Regions from separate parts of the Homo sapiens genome. Here region 1 is linked to region 2. Evidence: read pairs that join two places in POLR2A ChIA-PET (ENCODE). Cell type or tissue: endothelial cell of umbilical vein. All regions are shown on one strand.

Region 1 (8,000 bases), 180 kb after region 2:
TTTGTGTTTGTGTCTTATATATATACACAATATACAGTAGACCGTAAACTCTTAAGGGCGTATGCTTCCTTTACCTCTCAAGGAATCTCGTACATGTAGGTGCCCAATGTATGTGTTGAATAGTCACTGAGTTCCTTAAGAAAGAAGCATGTTAGGAATGAGTTCATAAGCCCTGTCTGGAGGGAAATATCAAATTCTCTCATTAATTTATGATGTTTCTTCTTCATCTTCTCTGTGTTTATCATAATCCCTTTTAACATATTCCAGAATGTTGCCTGAATTAATTAATTAATTATGGCTGGGCACGGTGGCTCACACCTGTAATCCCAGCACTTTGGTAGGCTGAGGCTGGCGGATCACGAGGTCAAGAGATCGAGACCATCCTGGCCAACATGGTGAAACCCTGTCTCTTCTAGAAATAGAAAAATTAGCTGGGCTTGGGGGCGTGTGCCTGTAGTCCCAGCTACTCGGGAGGCTGAGGCAGGAGAATCGCTTGAAGCAGGAAGTTGCAGTGAGCCAAGATTATGCCACTGCACTCCAGCCTTGCGACAGAGTGAGACTCCGTCTCAAAAAAAAAAAAAATTAATTATTTCTCAGGACGTGTCCTCATCTGATTTGCCTGGATTTTATAAAGTTATTCATTTGGTGCCTTTGTCTGAACTTTGCCTAATTTGGATTACTTTTGGAATCTCTATTTGGACGTTTGAAGGACTCTCCTTTATGTTAATTAGTTTAAGCAAACTCCTTGATTCCTGATTTAGGGCCCCACATGCAGGGAACTGGAAGTATGACTGGAGCTAGAACTAGAACATATAGACCTTGGCAGAGGGACTTTGTACAATTAGAAGGTGAGGTAAGGGTATAGGTGGCGGCAGGGGCATGGGGCTAATCAAAGGGAAGGAACAGTGGGCAAGTTCCTACTTCTCATTTTTGCTTGTACCTCACAGTCCCACCTTGACAGCTTACAGGAAGCTTGGGTAATTTATGATGAAGAGGACAGGAGGAATCATGGTTTGGTTATAAATTAGGAGGCTTCCTGGAAGTTACACAAGATGGAGAATATTTGGAGCCAGAAGACAGGATCTTGTTTGGCTTGAGTGTGCACCTCATTGGGGCTGTTAAGCTTCATTAGATGGAGGTGAAGACATGTCCCTGGAATCCTAAACCTGAAACTCAGGGGAAAATACTCAGGTTAGTTTCTGACTAGAAAGGAGGGAAATGGCAGAAACTGGGACCATATGTATGGAGAACCTTAAGGCCTCAGATGTATTAGGGAAGGTCACCTCTTTGGCCCTGCCACTAGGCTATTTTTTTTCCATTCATGAATCCTATAGAAGAGGTAACAATTTCAGGGGAGGGGATGATGGGGTAGAGAGACTTTGTTGTTGTTGAACACTAAGGAAGCAGGAAACTTTAAGCTGTATCCCCAACTTTTACCTAGCTTTTGCTAAACACAGAGTGTGGAAGTGTTAGTTCAGAGAGACTTTCCATGGAAGAGGTGGAGGGTGTCTCTGAGCTATCTGGACCATTTAGGAAGCCTTAACTCAAATCATTGGGTTAATTGAGAAGGTATACCTTATAAGACACAAACCCCCTCTAGTTATCATCCAGTCTTTCTTCTCCCTTCTTTTTCACTCCCTTCCCCAAATAGTTTTGCCCTTATTACGTCCACTTTCTCACTTTTTTTTTTTTTTGAGACAGCATCTCGCTCTGTCACCCAGGCTGGAGTGCAATGGCGCGATCTCAGCTCACTGTAACCTCCGCCTCCCTGCTTCAAGCGATTCTCCTGCCTCAGCCTTCCAAGTAGCTGGGACTACAGGTGTGCACCACCACGCCTGGATAATTTTTGTATTTTTAGTAGAGATGGGGTTTCACCGTGTTGGCCAGGTTAGTCTGGAGCTCCTGACCTCAGGTGATCCGCCCGCCTTGGCCTCCCAAAGTGCTGGGATTACAAGCGTGAGCCACTGCGCCTGGCCTCCCACTTTTAATTCATGTTAAATTTGATATAATCTGCCTTCACCACTCCGATAAAACTGTTCTTGATTAGGTCACCAGTGATTTCCTAGTGGCCAGATCCAGTGGGCCTTTTTCAGTCTTCGTCTTTCTGGGCCTTTGCTGTATCTGCCACTTCTCATGTTTTCCTTGAGTCTCTCTGTCTCTCTCTTGACATCTGTGTTGCACATGCCCCTGGTTTCCATGTACCTTTTGGAGTATCTCTCATAGGCTTTCCTTCCTCAGTATGCCCATTATAAGTTAGCATTCTCCCTAGGATTCTGTCCTTAACTTTCTTCTCAACCTGTCCTCTTTCCTAGGTGAGCTCATCTATTTTGCATGGTTTCAACTGTCACTTACAGGTTGATCACTCCAGGGCTACATCACTCCAGGGCTACATCCCAAGCTCAGAGTGCTCTATAGGGTTTCACATTCATTTCTAATTTGCCTGCTAGACCTTTCTACCAGTTATCCCTCAGGTACCCCAGCTCAACATATTAAAGAATAATCTGAATGAAATTCATTATGTTCCCTGACCAAACCTGCTTATTCACCTGTATTCTTTTTCTCCTGTGGTAGCTTCTACCATTTATGCAGTTACTTAGGCCAAAAACTTAGGCTTTTTTTTTTCCATCTTTTTTTTTTTTTTTTTTTGAGACAGGGTATCACTCTGTCGCCCAGGCTGGAGTGCAGCGGTGCAATCTTGGCTCACTGCAAGCTCTGCTTCCCAGGTTCACACCATTCTCCTGCCTCAGCCTCCCTAGTAGCTGGGACTACAGGCACCCGCCACCATGCCCGGCTAATTTTTTGTATTTTTAGTAGAGACGGGGTTTCACCATGTTAGCCAGGATGGTCTCGAACTCCTGACCTCGTGATCCGCCCGCCTTGGCTTCCCAAAGTGCTCGGATTACAGGCATGAGCCACAGTGCCCAGCCCCAGGCATCATCCTTTATTGTTCTCACTCACCTCATCCTATTAGTTTTTGATATATTCTATAGCATTTGGCACATCACAGGCACTGAATGAATGAATGGATGGATGGATGAAAATGTTTGTTTATTTCATCCAAATTTAATTACAATTAAGTACCTTGGCCTTGGTGAAGCTGAATGCTCCTGGTTACACTAACTTTTGGGAAGGTCATTTGATTTTTGGCCACACTGAAATTATATCAGGAAGACTCTTTTGAAAGATAAATACTTTGTTGGAAGGATTAGTCATTATTAGAAAGGGGTGGATTGGTCACTCTGCTATCTTTTAGGGCTCTCTAAGGAACTGCTGAGAAGTTTGTTTATACAGTTAGAGGTGAGGTGGGTGAAGTCAAATTGTGCTGGCTGGTGGAGTGGGGGTGGGGTTGTCCATGGTGCTCATGGGAGTACAGATAGTGTGTTGGTGAACTTGCCACAATGCTACGGATTTAATGCAAGAAATAGGCAAAGCTTTTCTGCTGGGGGAAGTAATATGCCCCATTTCACTCACTAATGGATGTCCTAATTGTATGCTAGTATTTCTAACATAAAGGCTGAGGATGTGTATTTAACCGTTTTGCCAAGTTTATCTCCCTTTTCTTGCTGTCCAACCCCCTGGAAAAAAAAAAAAGGAAAAAAGGAGAAAGTGACTTAAAGAATCAGGATTTGGGCTGGGTACAGTGGCTCACGCCTGTAATCCCAGCACTTCGGGAGGCCAAGGCAGGCAGATCACATGAGACCAGAAGTTTGAGACCAGCCTGGCCAACATGGTGAAACCCTGTCTCTACTGAAAATACAAAAATTAGTCGGGCTTGGTGGCGCACACCTGTACTTCTAGCTAATCGGGTGGCTGAGGCGTGAGAATCACTTGAACCCGAGAGGCAGAGGTTGCCGTGAGCCGAGATTGCGCCACTGCACCCCAGCCTGAGCGACAGAGCATCTCAGGAAAAAAAAAATAAAGAATCAGGATATCAGGATTTGGAACCAGAGAAGCTCTTCAAGTAGAGATCGTCTGGTCCAGCCCTGCATTTTCAGATGATGATGACAATAATAATGATAGATGGTGATGAATATAATAGTAACTACTATTTTTGATGACTTACTAAGTCACAGGCACTATGCTATGTACTTTATATATATTTCCCCATATAATACTTAAAATATCCCTGTGAGATAGGCATTATTAAGTACCATTTTATAGAAAGGAAATAGAGGTCCGGAAAGCTTGGATAACTACATTGAGGTAAAGAGAATGCTGAAGTAGCTATCACGCAGAGAGATGAAGCAGCCTCCTTGTTCAAGGTCAAGTTTTCCAGTTAAAGGAGAAACACAAGTAGAATCCAAGTCTCTTGACCTTGAGCTCAGTTGAGCACCTATTTTTTGTTTTGACCTGAGAACTCACTTTCTCTGGTCATTTTTGTCTTATTTCTCACTATCCTTTTAATTTCAGTAAAATTGAATGAAATAGAGGGAAGGATGGTTTAGAGTTGGGGTTTTTGGTGAGTTTTTAAAGTTTATTTTTAAATAGGCAGCTTTCCCAGACTGACTGGGAATGTAGCAGAAGGCCTGAGAACCAGGAAGTGACACAGACCTGTTTATACCATCCCACTCCCAGGCCTTTGGAAAACGATCCACAGAGATGGTAAAAAGTAAACATAACTGCATCAGCCAGCTCTCTAGGGTTTGCTATTTTTGACCTGGAGGAGGTGTTTCCTGCATAGCTGTAAGTACTCGGAATACCAAAATTTAGCTCCTAAACATTCTTTGAGTGAAGGTATATAGACAGACAGACATTTTTTGTTACCAGACAGCAGCATTCAGTGACTGTAGGCAGACAAAATTAAGTTTTTTTTCCCTCCTCTCTCTGCCATCCTTTTGGTGAGTTGTTCTTCCATTTCTTTATCTTTCTTTGTAAGTAGCACTGTGCATGCAAAACACTGTCCTGGGAGCTCTAAATTTGTGCATGGGTTCAAGGTCCAACTCAAAGCTTTCTCTTTCACTTCTCCCTACTCCCATCAGAAGTCTTTGTTCCTGTGTCCTCTGTGTTCTCATAGCACTTTTTAAAAAACCTTCTTTGGGGCCCTAGTAACAATTTGACAGTGTTATATAGATAAACATAATTCCTCTCACGTAAGTTGTGAATTCCTTGAGAGTAAGAATTGAACTGTGCCCCAATTCATCTCTATGATCACCCAAGCCTTGCATAGAAGACAGCCAGTAAATATTAGCTGAATTGCAGTATAGTCATTGGAGACACAGAGCCCTAAGAAGTCAGCTTTAGCAAATCGGCTTCCCGGACTTTATTTGCCAACTGGGTATTGAAGCCTGTTCCACTCAGCCCTGATGGGAACCAAGCAGAGAGATGTGATGACACATGAGATATATCTCTAGGGTCTAGGAACCAATTACAGTCGCCTCTGCCAAGCATCTGTTTTGCTACCTGGCCAAAATTTCAGGATTTATATAATCTTTTCCCTCTTGTTTTATACATGCTGTTATTTTGCCATTTTGTATTTTTCTATACAAATTATATCTTGTGAGTTTATCTTTTTTTCTCATTCACTCGAGAAGTATTGTTGAGCACTTGGGGGCAGAGAATTGGTGGTCTCTGCAGGAGTTTATTACCTGCGGAAATGCAGCATACAAAAGTTAAATAACTGTGAGTGGCCTTCGGGGAGGGATATGATTGACTGTCCTATTCCTGGTCCAGGCAGGGATGCTGAGGGTTTGGAAGAGCCTTCCATGCCTTTGGGCTGAACTGAGAAATTCTCCCCAAACTAAGATGGGAACTAAGCTTGACCTTTTATTTGGAAAACAAAAGAGCAGGGAGCCCTATTAGGGAAGCAGGAGGAGGAAAGACTTCCAGGCCTCTTGAATTCCATTTATCTGTAAAATGGGGCTAATTCCACCTATTTAATGAGGTAATGAGTGTGTGTATGTGTATATTCCCTTAGTCTGCCAGAAACTAATATTATTTTAGGATAGTCACAAACAATAGCTGTTTAATTTGGAGGGGAGGTAGTGCTAAGTGCTTTAAAAAATTTTTAGAATTTGATGGGAAAGAATGTGGGAGGCTCACTTGTTTAACCTGTTGGCTGTTCTCTTGTCTAAACTAACATTGTGTTTTGAGCCTAGTCTCAGGCAGTGTTTCCAAACCAGCTGAAACAGTGCCCTTTGGGGAGTCTAGTGGGGGTCAGTCACGGCCTGTTAGAACAGGAAGGGGCTTAGCCAGCATGAATTTGAGCACCCACTGTTTCATACATCGTCCTACATGTCTCACGTTTGTCTTAATTTCACTGCACAGCAACCCAATGAGGTGGGTATCATTTATCCAGTTTACAGACGGCGACTGTACCTAGACCACCCAATTGCCCTAGACCACCCAATTGATAGTATCTGCCATAATTTTTCCATGATACTGGCCTCCCTGAGAGATACATAGTTCAAGTGTTCTGTTTTACTGATGAGAAAACAGGCATGGAAGCAAAGTGCTTGTCCAAGGTTGGCCCCTCAGTCATGTTGAAGCTGGGTTTGGAGAAGGGGTTTCCTACCTTCAGGTCAGGAACTTACGACAGGCTTTGTTCCTGCTCACAGGCACTTTGCCTCCTCCCCCCTCTTTTTCTGTCTGGTCTTATTTGTTCTCTCTTGCCTTCTCTCTTGCATCTTTTCTCCCTTTCTCCCTGGGCCCCTGTATCTCTGCAGTGTGCAGAGGCTGGGTTTTGTTGTTGTTGTTGTTGTTGTTAAGATGTGTTATTTTTTGAAAGCATTTTAGGAACACTGTGTACGGATAGTCCATACAAATGTGCTGATGGATTGATTAAACCCTAAAGGGAAAGTGGACTGTCCTGGGTTTGCTGCAATGCAGAGGGATATGGATGGTAGGGATCCGTCTTGGGAAGATGTAGGGGAATGTGCTGCTCAGTCAGAACAATGAGGATAGAGTTAATGTTGCTTCCTTCCAGTCAGAGCCTGTGTTGACTTACTTTTTAGAGGAAATACTTTTGGGCCCCTCCTATTCCCTAGAAGACATTCCAGTTTTCTTACAGCTGAAAGGTCCTTTGGGGATCATCCAGGTTCACCCCTGAGACAGAAAGACTCACTGACTTGCCTGAGGCCAAACCGCTTTTCAGTGGCTAGGACCTAGGCTGTCCCTCCTGTCCTGTGATCAGGTCCCTGCTGCAGTCATCCTGCTGTTAGGTGCTAGAGACTTGTTAAAGAGAAGACTTAGGTGGGGTGGTAGTGTGTCTGCTGGCTTTCCTGTTGTCTGAAGTTGGGGAAAGCGTGTTGCCCAGATGATGTGAGCAATTCTGGGGGTGGAAGACAAGGGCGCAGGGAATATCAAAGCAATTCAAAAAAACCTCTGACACTGTGTAATGGCTTAGGTGGCTTAAGAGGAAAGCTGAGGGTAATGTTTGTGATTTGGAGGCTGTGTGATTTTAACAGGAGTTTGATGTTTGCCTTTTCAAGTAGGAGCTGGAGATTAAAGGAAATGGATAAGTTAATATTCTGGCCTGAAAGGATGTCAGAGTCCGGTAAAATATGTGGCTGTCGAAGCACTCAAGTGTTAGTGGCAAAAAGGAAAGGGGAAGATATAGAAGTTAGTAGGACTGGAAGAATCCATTGATCCACAATGGGAGAAGATAGAAGGCATCTATAAATAACTGAATTTTGGGGGGTAGGAGGCATTAAGGTCCAATAAGTGTTTAGATATGTTTTGATACTGTAGCCTGGCCATTTCAGGGTGAGTAGGAGTACAGAGGGGAGATGTTGCAGGGAAGAAAGAGAGGTTAAGGAAGGGCCTGGGCAGCTTTGGCTGTATTAGTCATTTCTCTTACTTATCACACCCCTCTGGGGAACTTTGGACTTCAAAGTGTTAGGACTTGTTATCATTACAACCTGAAATGTAATTAGCGGGTTAATTTCTGTTCATGTTTCTGGAACTGTTCTTTGTCCTTTCTCATCATGTGGCAGGATCAAGGTTGGTGAACATAGTTAATTAAAGGAATAAACTCTGTTGTTCTGGACTCTCACCACTACTAC
Region 2 (8,000 bases):
GCAGAATGTCCCATGCAAAGCCTCCTCCTAACATGATTCTATCCCCCAGCACCAAAATATCACTTCACTTCCTATCATCCAGGGCTGTTTCTTATATACCAACATATTACTCATAAATGAGAGAAATACAAACTCCTCCAGGAGGAAATAAGAGACTTGGTTTAAGGGTTCAGACCCTGTCCCTTAGTCATTAAGAGCAATCACTGAATAGCCAGAAATGTAGGTGGGATAGTCAATCTGGTGAAAGGGGAAGATAAGGCCCCGTGTGGTGGCTCATGCCTGTAATCCCAGCATTTTGGGAGGCTGAGGCAAGAAGACCACTTGAGGCTAGGAGGTGGAGACCTGCCTGGGCAAATAGCGAGACCCTGTCTCTATGAATAAATAAATAAAGCCAGGCATGGTGGCACGTGCCTGTAGTCCCAGCTACTCAGGAGGCTGAGTTGGGAAGATGGCTTCAGCCCAGGAGGCAGAGTTTGCACTGAGCTGAGATTGTGCCACTGCACTCCAGCCTGGGTGATAGAGCCAGACTCTGTCTCAAAAAAAAAGGTGGGGATTTGGGGGAGATGGAGTTTCAGGTGAGGGTCAGTAGAGCTGCTTATTATCAACCCTCAAATCTCAACTATTTGTGAACAGGAGGCACCTCAGAAGCTCCTTGGAATTTCACCACTAATAAATCATTTCTGAACAGGAGTTACATCTTCAACCATGGTGGAACGATGTCTATCCAGTGAGCCAAATTCCTGTAGTTCTCCAATACCTCATCTTGATACACAGCCTTCTGTGCTGGTTTCGATCAACCCCACTCCTTCGAGAAATAAAGGCCACATTCTTGAATGTCAGTAGGCCAAGAAATAAACACAGTTATTCATGAAGAGGTCAGGCATTCACATGTTTTGGGAGGACTTGTGGAGTTAGTTAAGACAAGGGAGATAGTTCATGGATAGGACCATGTTTTTATCCAGTGTTCAGAGCCGTGAGTTAAACAATAACAGATTAGTTAAATTATGGAAAAGCAATACAATGGAATACTATGAGATCAAAAATGTAATTACAAATATGTTCATGATTAATTTCAGGTATGAAAAGCAGTTTACCAGACTGCATGTGGCAGATACTCCTTTCGAAAATTGTAATATAAGGATAGTGAAAAAGAAGGGCAGAGATAAATGAATACAACTAGTTCAGAAAATTATACCCTCAAATTTCAACTGTAATTATCTCTGGATTGTGGAATTGTGAGTAATGTTTGATTTATTCTTTTTATTATAAGTGCTTTCACATTTGTCGACAATCACCATATATTTCCTTCCTTCCTTTCTTTCTTTCTTTCTTTCCTTCCTTCTTTCTTTCTTTCTTTTCTTTCTGGGTCTTGCTTTGTCACCCATGCTGGAGGGGCAGTGGTGCAATCATAAGCCCATAGCTCACTGCAGCCTCAAACTCCTGAGCTCCAGCGATCCTCCCACCTCATCCTCCTGAGCAGCCAGGACTACAGGTGCATGCCACCATGCCTGGCTAAGTTTTTAATTTTTTGTAGAGATGGAGTCTCACTATGTTGACCAGGTTGGTCTCAAACTCCTGATCTCAAGCCATCCTCCTGCCATGGCTTCCCAAAGTGCTGGGATTACAGGCATGAGCCATTGTGCCCCACCCGACAATCACCATTTATTTCTATAGAATTAGGGGTTTTTAAAAAAGTCATTTGTTAAATGGAATTTTTCAACTTAGGAAGAGAAATTTTATTTTACATTCAAAATGTGCATATTTGCATTCAAAACACATAGAAGTGAAATGGCCATTTCATCATTTTCCGGATTTCTCTTTGGCAGATCAAGGATTCTGAGGAAGTAGAGATGGTATGGAAGAAAGATACCCTGAGAGAAGCTGGCTTTGCACCAGCTCGGTCCTCTTCCTTCCTTTCTTGCATAAGCAAACACTCACACATGTACACAGAGAGAGAGAGAGAGAGGAGGATGTTAGAGGGAAACTAGAGCCACTCACCCCTTCCCAGGATCAGAGAACACAGAAAAGATCATTATTTTTGGCAGCTACTCTCTGTTCTTGAACTCACAACACTGTCCTGACTATGAATAAGGTCAGGTTGGATACATTTACAACTGTCTCCTTGAACTATAGGCTCACAAGCTTAAAATTCAACCATTCTTTCTTAAGTTGTTTCTCTTTTTTTTTTTTAAGAGACAGGGTCTCTCTCGCTCTATCGCCCAGGCTGGAGTGAAGTGGCAAGATCATAGCTCACTGCAGCCTAGAACTCTTGGGCTCCAGTGATCCTCCTGCCTGAGACTTCTGAGTAGCTGGGACCACAGGTGCACGCCAGCATGCCTGGATAATTTTTTAATTTTTTTGTGTAGATGGGGGTCTCACTCTGTTGCCTAGGCAACATAGAATTATTGGCCTCAAGCAATTCTCCCGCCTCACCCTCCCAAAGCACGGAGACGACTGGTGTGAACCACTACTCCCAGACTTAAGTTGTCTCTTTTTAGTTTTTTTTTTGAGACGGAGTCTCACTCTGTTGCACAGGCTGGAGCGCAGTGGCATGATCTCGGCTCACTGCAACCTCCGCCTCCCAGGTTCAGGCATCCTTCTGCCTCAGCCTCCACTAGTAGCTGGGATTACAGGCACCCACCTCCATGCCTGGCTAATTTTTGTATTTTTAGTAGAGACGGGGTTTCATCTTGTTGGCCAGGCTGATCTCGAACTCCTGACCTCAGGTGATCCACCCACCTAGGCCTCCCAAAGTGCTGGGATTACAGGCGTGAGCCACCGTGCCCTGCCAAGTTGTCTCTTAATATCAGTAATCAGTAACTAAGGTCTGAGGTTTGCTTTAATTACAGTTTTTCATTTGATCCTCAGCACCAGGCTGCAAGCCCAGCACTAACATTCTTTTTTTTATGAACAAAGAAAACTAAGACAGGCTTTAAGAAACTAGTAAATGGCCGGGCACAGTGGCTCATGCCTGTAATCTCAGCACTTTGGGGGGCCAAGGTGGGCAGATCACTTGAGGTCAGGAGTTCAAGACCAACCTGGGCAACATGGTGAAACCCCATCTCTACTAAAACTACAAAAATTAGCCAGGCGTAGTGGTGCACACTTGCAGTCCCAGCTACTCGGGATACTGAGGCATGAGAATTGCTTGAACCCGGGAGGCAGAGGTTGTGGTGAGCTGAGATTGTGCCACTGCACTCCAGCCTGGGTGACAGAGATCAAAAAAAAAAAAAAAACTAGTAAATGGCTGAGTTGGTATTTGAATCCACGTCTGTCTGACTCTAAAGTGTGTGCAATTCCACCACATCACTGTGTCTACAAGGGAAATGCTGCCTCTGCCCTCTCCTGAAGAATGTATAAAGAAAGAGGCAATGTGGTGTATTTCCTGGAAAAAGCACCTTGGAAGAAAGAAAGCATTAACTTCTTGCCCATGATCATCCTTATCAGAAGCAGCAGTAGTGGCATTATTTTACATTTAGTCCTCCCCAGTAACTCAGTGAGCTATGTGCTACAATTCTCTTTCTTCTTTCTTGTCTTTCTTTTTTTTTTCTTTGAGACAGAGTCTCGCTCTGTCGCCCAGGCTGGAGTGCAGTGGCATGATCTTGGCTCACTGCAAGCTCCGCGATCTCGGCTCACTGCAAGCTCCGCCTCCCAGGTTCACGCCATTCTCCTGCCTCAGCCTCCAGAGTAGCTGGGACTACAGGTGCCCACCACCATGCCCGGCTAATTTTTTGTATTTTTAGTAGAGGCGGGGTTTCACCGTTTTAGCCAGGATGGTCTCGATCTCCTGACCTTGTGATCTGCCTGCCTCGGCCTCCCAAAGGCCTGGGATTACAGGCGTGAGCCACCGTGCCTGGCCTTTTTTTTTTTTTTTTTTTTTTTTTTTTTTTTTTGAGACAGGGTCTTGCTCTGTTCCCCAGGCTGGGAGTGCAGTGGTACGATCATGGCTCACTGCACCCTCTACTCCGGGCTCAAGCAATCTTCCCATCTCAGCCTCCTGAGTAGCTGGGACCACAGGCACACACCACCACTCCCGACTGATTTTTAAATTTTTATTTTTGTAGAGATGGGGTCTCCCTATGTCGCCTAGGCTGATCTCAAACTCCTGGGCTCAAGGGATCCTCCCGTCTTGACCTCCCAAAGAGCTGGGATTACAGACATGAGCCACCACGCCTGGCTCATCCCCACTTTCAAATGTGGAAACCAAGGCACATCTCTGAAGCTGGAGCTCAGGCATTCTGGCTCCTGAGTCCACACTCTTAACTACACTGTAGAGGTCACAAGGTCTGAGAGAAACTGGATCAAACCAAGAGAGAGTAGCTCTGGAGTCTAGACCTGGTTCAAGGACAAACTGTACTACCTTGAATAGGGATGGTTTTCTCATTCAGGACTGGGCATCGCAGGGGCTGGCCAGCATCCAGGACCTCGGAGTCCCAGTCATTCAGAATCATGCTGCCTCAGGATGTCTCAAGTCCAGGGCTCCCCACACTTTCCCATGCCAAAGGTGCCTAACAGCAGAAGAGAATGAACCACCACCCATGGTAGTCTAGTATTTGGCCGAGAGATGTCAACCTATACACAGGAAGCTCCTTGACATCTCACTTTTGCTGACTTTGTCTTCTCCTTCATAATCCACATTTATTTTTACCATAGATATAATGTTTAAAATTAATTACCAGATAAACTCTTAGGCTTCCAGAGCTTAAGGTTCCTTCCAAACCTTCTGGTGAAACGGCTGCTTCACGGAAATGGTGAGAAAATGTTTCACACGTTTTTACACAGTCACACACAAGTGTGTATCTACTTCTCAATGGTCCCAGCCACACACTCAACGACCCGTGCTGAGTCAGAACCAAACACCACACACCGTCACAACAATCACCACACACAGCGATGGTCACATGCCCACTCGGTCACTCACCCACAACCAGAGAGAGAATCACACACAGGCGGCACACCCAACACCACAGCCCTTCAAGCAGCAACCCAGGGAATCAAACACTCACCTGCCTACACATGTATGTATGTCTGTTTTTAATTCTTCTAAGCTAGAGCTGCATCCTCCCGTATACTGTTTATAATGTAAGAAGTAAGCAACCTTGAGTCTTTGTCCTTGTGTCTGGAATGCTCTTCCCCCTCCTTCAACTCTGGATGCAATGTCTCCTTCCATTAGGCTTACCGGGACCGCGTGAGTTAAAACTGTAACCTGTCCCCACCCCCATGTTCTGTATGCTGCTCTATTTCTTTTTCGGTAACGTTAATCACCGTGTCATGTGCTTTATAAAGCAGCCATGCAACACAGAGCAATGTTTCGGTCAATGATGGACCACATTTATAACCATGGTCCTCTAAGATTATAATACTGTATTTTTACTCCACCTTTTTCTGTGGTTAGACACACAAATACTTACCATTGCATTGCAACTGGCTACAGTGTTCAGTACAGTAATGTGCTGCACAGGTTTGTAGCCTAGGAGCAATAGGCTGTACCATACAGCCTAGGTGTGTGGTAGGCTATGCCATCTAGGTTTGTGTAAGTGCACTCTATGGCAGGGGTCCCCAACCCCGGGCCACAGACCAGTACTGGTCCTTGGCCTATTAGGAACCGGGCCACACAGCAGGAGGTGAGCGGCAGGTGAAGAAGCATTACCACCTGAGTTCTGCCTCCAGTCAGATCAGCGGCAGCATTCGATTCTCATAGGAGCATGAACCCTACTGTGAACTGCACACACAGGGATCTAGGTTGCATGCTCCTTATGAGAATCTAATGCCTGATGATCCATCACCGTCTCCCATCATCCCCAGATGGGACCGTTTAGTTGCAGGAAAACAAGTTCAGGGCTCCCACTGATTCTACATTATGGTGAGTTGTATAATTATTTCATTATATATTACAATGTAATAATAGAAATAAAGTGCACCATAAATGTATTGCACTTAAATCATCCTGAAACCATCTCCCCCCAAACTCCAGCGCATGAAAAAATTGTCTTGCATGAAACTGGTTCCTGGTGCCAAAAAAGTTGGGGACCACTGCTCTACAGTGTCCAAACAAGGACAAAATTGCCTAAGGACATGTTTCTCAGAATGTGTCCCTACCCCACCCTCCCACCAACCCTCCCTCTCCCCGCCCCAGCTGCAGCCCTGATCCCTGGCAGGACCAGCTGCTGACCCTGCGTGTGTGTAGCTCCACCTCTGCCTCACTTGGTGAGGGCTGCTTGGGAGTTAGCAGTATCAGAAAGGGCATGGAACTGAGTGTACAGGTGGGAAATTAACTGGGTTCAGGTTACTAACTCAGTGCTGACCAGCCACAGCAAGGTGCTGTATGACTAATTTAGGAATCAGAAAACCCGGATCCTATTACTGGCTCAGCCACTGATTTTTGTTACCATGTTAGCCACTGCCCAATTTTGTAATTTTTGGACAGGAATGTGAGTAAAAGTTTGTGTCCCACTCTGGTTGCACAAGAATTGAGGAATCCCGACAAATTCAGGAGCCATCAGAGGAGGGAGCCCAGTGGAGAAGGGGATCGAGGGGGAGATTGGGGTCTTCGAGGAAGCTAGAAGGACCTGGATTGCTTGCTTATGTCTGGAATGCTCTTGAGGGCAGAATTTGATAACCATCTTCAGATACTTCAACTACTGTCTCACCAAAGCTTCCACTCCTGAACTCTTGTTTCCTTCCAGCCCTCCAGCCCCCATCTGAATTGGGTGTTTGCTGGGCTAGGGGCAGAGGGTGGGAATGGCAGTAGAACCTATATTGTATTTTCATCTGTCCCTGCCTTCGCCCTGCTCAGTACTTGACAAACTGAGAGGAGCGGGGACTCCTCTTAGGAGCCTGCCAGGCACCCTCCCCACCCACTCATCAAGGAAATAAAGGAAAATCTGAGTTCCTTCAAGGGAAATTCCAGGCACCTAGCTAGCCCTGAGAAGTGGGCGAGCAATTTCATAAGCAAGAAGGCAAAAGCAGCCTAAAACAATAACCAAGGAAGTTAGAGTCTCAGAAAGTTTGGTTCCCTTTAGAAACTAAAGATAATATCTTACCATATTTTCCTGAGTTGCTTTCCAGAAACCCAGACCCCCACCAAATGATCTGCTGGCACATAGACCTCAGATAGGGGGAAATGAGGGCTGAACTCTGACCACCGGTTCGCGACCATGGGCCAGAGCTAACATTCTTTTCTGCTAACTCCGAATTTTTAGACAAAGTTTTGCCTCCTTTACCAAATGCAAATCAGAAAATCTTTGTGAATTCACCTGTGACCTGTGCCCCACCCGCCTTGAGATGTCCACCTTTTTAGGTCAAACCAACGTATAGCCTCCATTGTATTAATTTATGGCTTATGACTTTGCTTGTAACCTCTGCCTTTAGAAAGTCTTGCCTGTAAGCTGTTTGGGAGTTCTGGTCTGAAGTATAAACTGCCAGATTCTCCTTCCTTGGCACCCTGCAATAAATGCCTCACTTTCTCTGACTGCAATCCCCATGGCCGTGTTTGGCTTTGCTCCACCGGGTGTGCGGATGCAAATTCAGTTTAGTAACAAAGCCAGAAAAGAACATGCTATTGAACCTGGAAAAAAAATTCCAAGAAAGTATGATGCAGAGAGTTAGATGTCCTGGTCACCCCCTTCTTTTTTTAAAAAGAGATTGGAGATCTCGTTCTGTCATCCAGGCTGGAGTGTGGTGGTGTAATCACAGCTCAATGTGACCTCGAGTTCCTGGGCTCAGTTGATCCTCCCACCTCAGCCTCCCAACGCTCTGGGATTATAGGTATGAGCCACTGTTCCTGGTTAGCTCCCTTTTGATATATGAAGACAAGAGTGTTTTAAAGTAACTTGACCAAAGTCTTCTCATTGAGTAAAGATGGAGCTAACGCTGGTGACCAGCCTTTGGCTCCTAGTCCAGTGAACTGCTAATTCTGTTCTAGATGAGGGGCCAGCATCTTGGCTTTCCCTTAGATGTTCTGGGAGAGTGTGTGAGATCATAGCAATAAATGGCTATGG

What was found. ChIA-PET counts read pairs that join two places held together with the same protein. Peaks named below come from ENCODE experiments on the same cell type or tissue, not always from the same donor. Only the 100,000 strongest peaks of a DNase experiment are listed, where the experiment ranks them.
Region 1: POLR2A ChIA-PET joins it to region 2 with 15 read pairs; 2 of 35 experiments call an interaction of 5 or more read pairs at or near these places.

What each region holds. Positions count from the first base shown.
Region 1 is chr14:69,644,074-69,652,073 of GRCh38, forward strand. The region is part of intron 1 of SUSD6 (sushi domain containing 6); the gene reads left to right. Among named protein-coding and RNA genes, the nearest start is that of SUSD6, 36 kb to the left of the region's middle. In endothelial cell of umbilical vein, no CTCF peak of the experiment used is centred here; DNase peaks (open chromatin) are centred at 4,588, 7,088 and 7,558; H3K27ac peaks cover 1,331 bases.
Region 2 is chr14:69,467,232-69,475,231 of GRCh38, forward strand. It overlaps a transcript of PLEKHD1 not described here. Among named protein-coding and RNA genes, the nearest start is that of PLEKHD1, 13 kb to the right of the region's middle. In endothelial cell of umbilical vein, no CTCF peak of the experiment used is centred here; no DNase peak of the experiment used is centred here.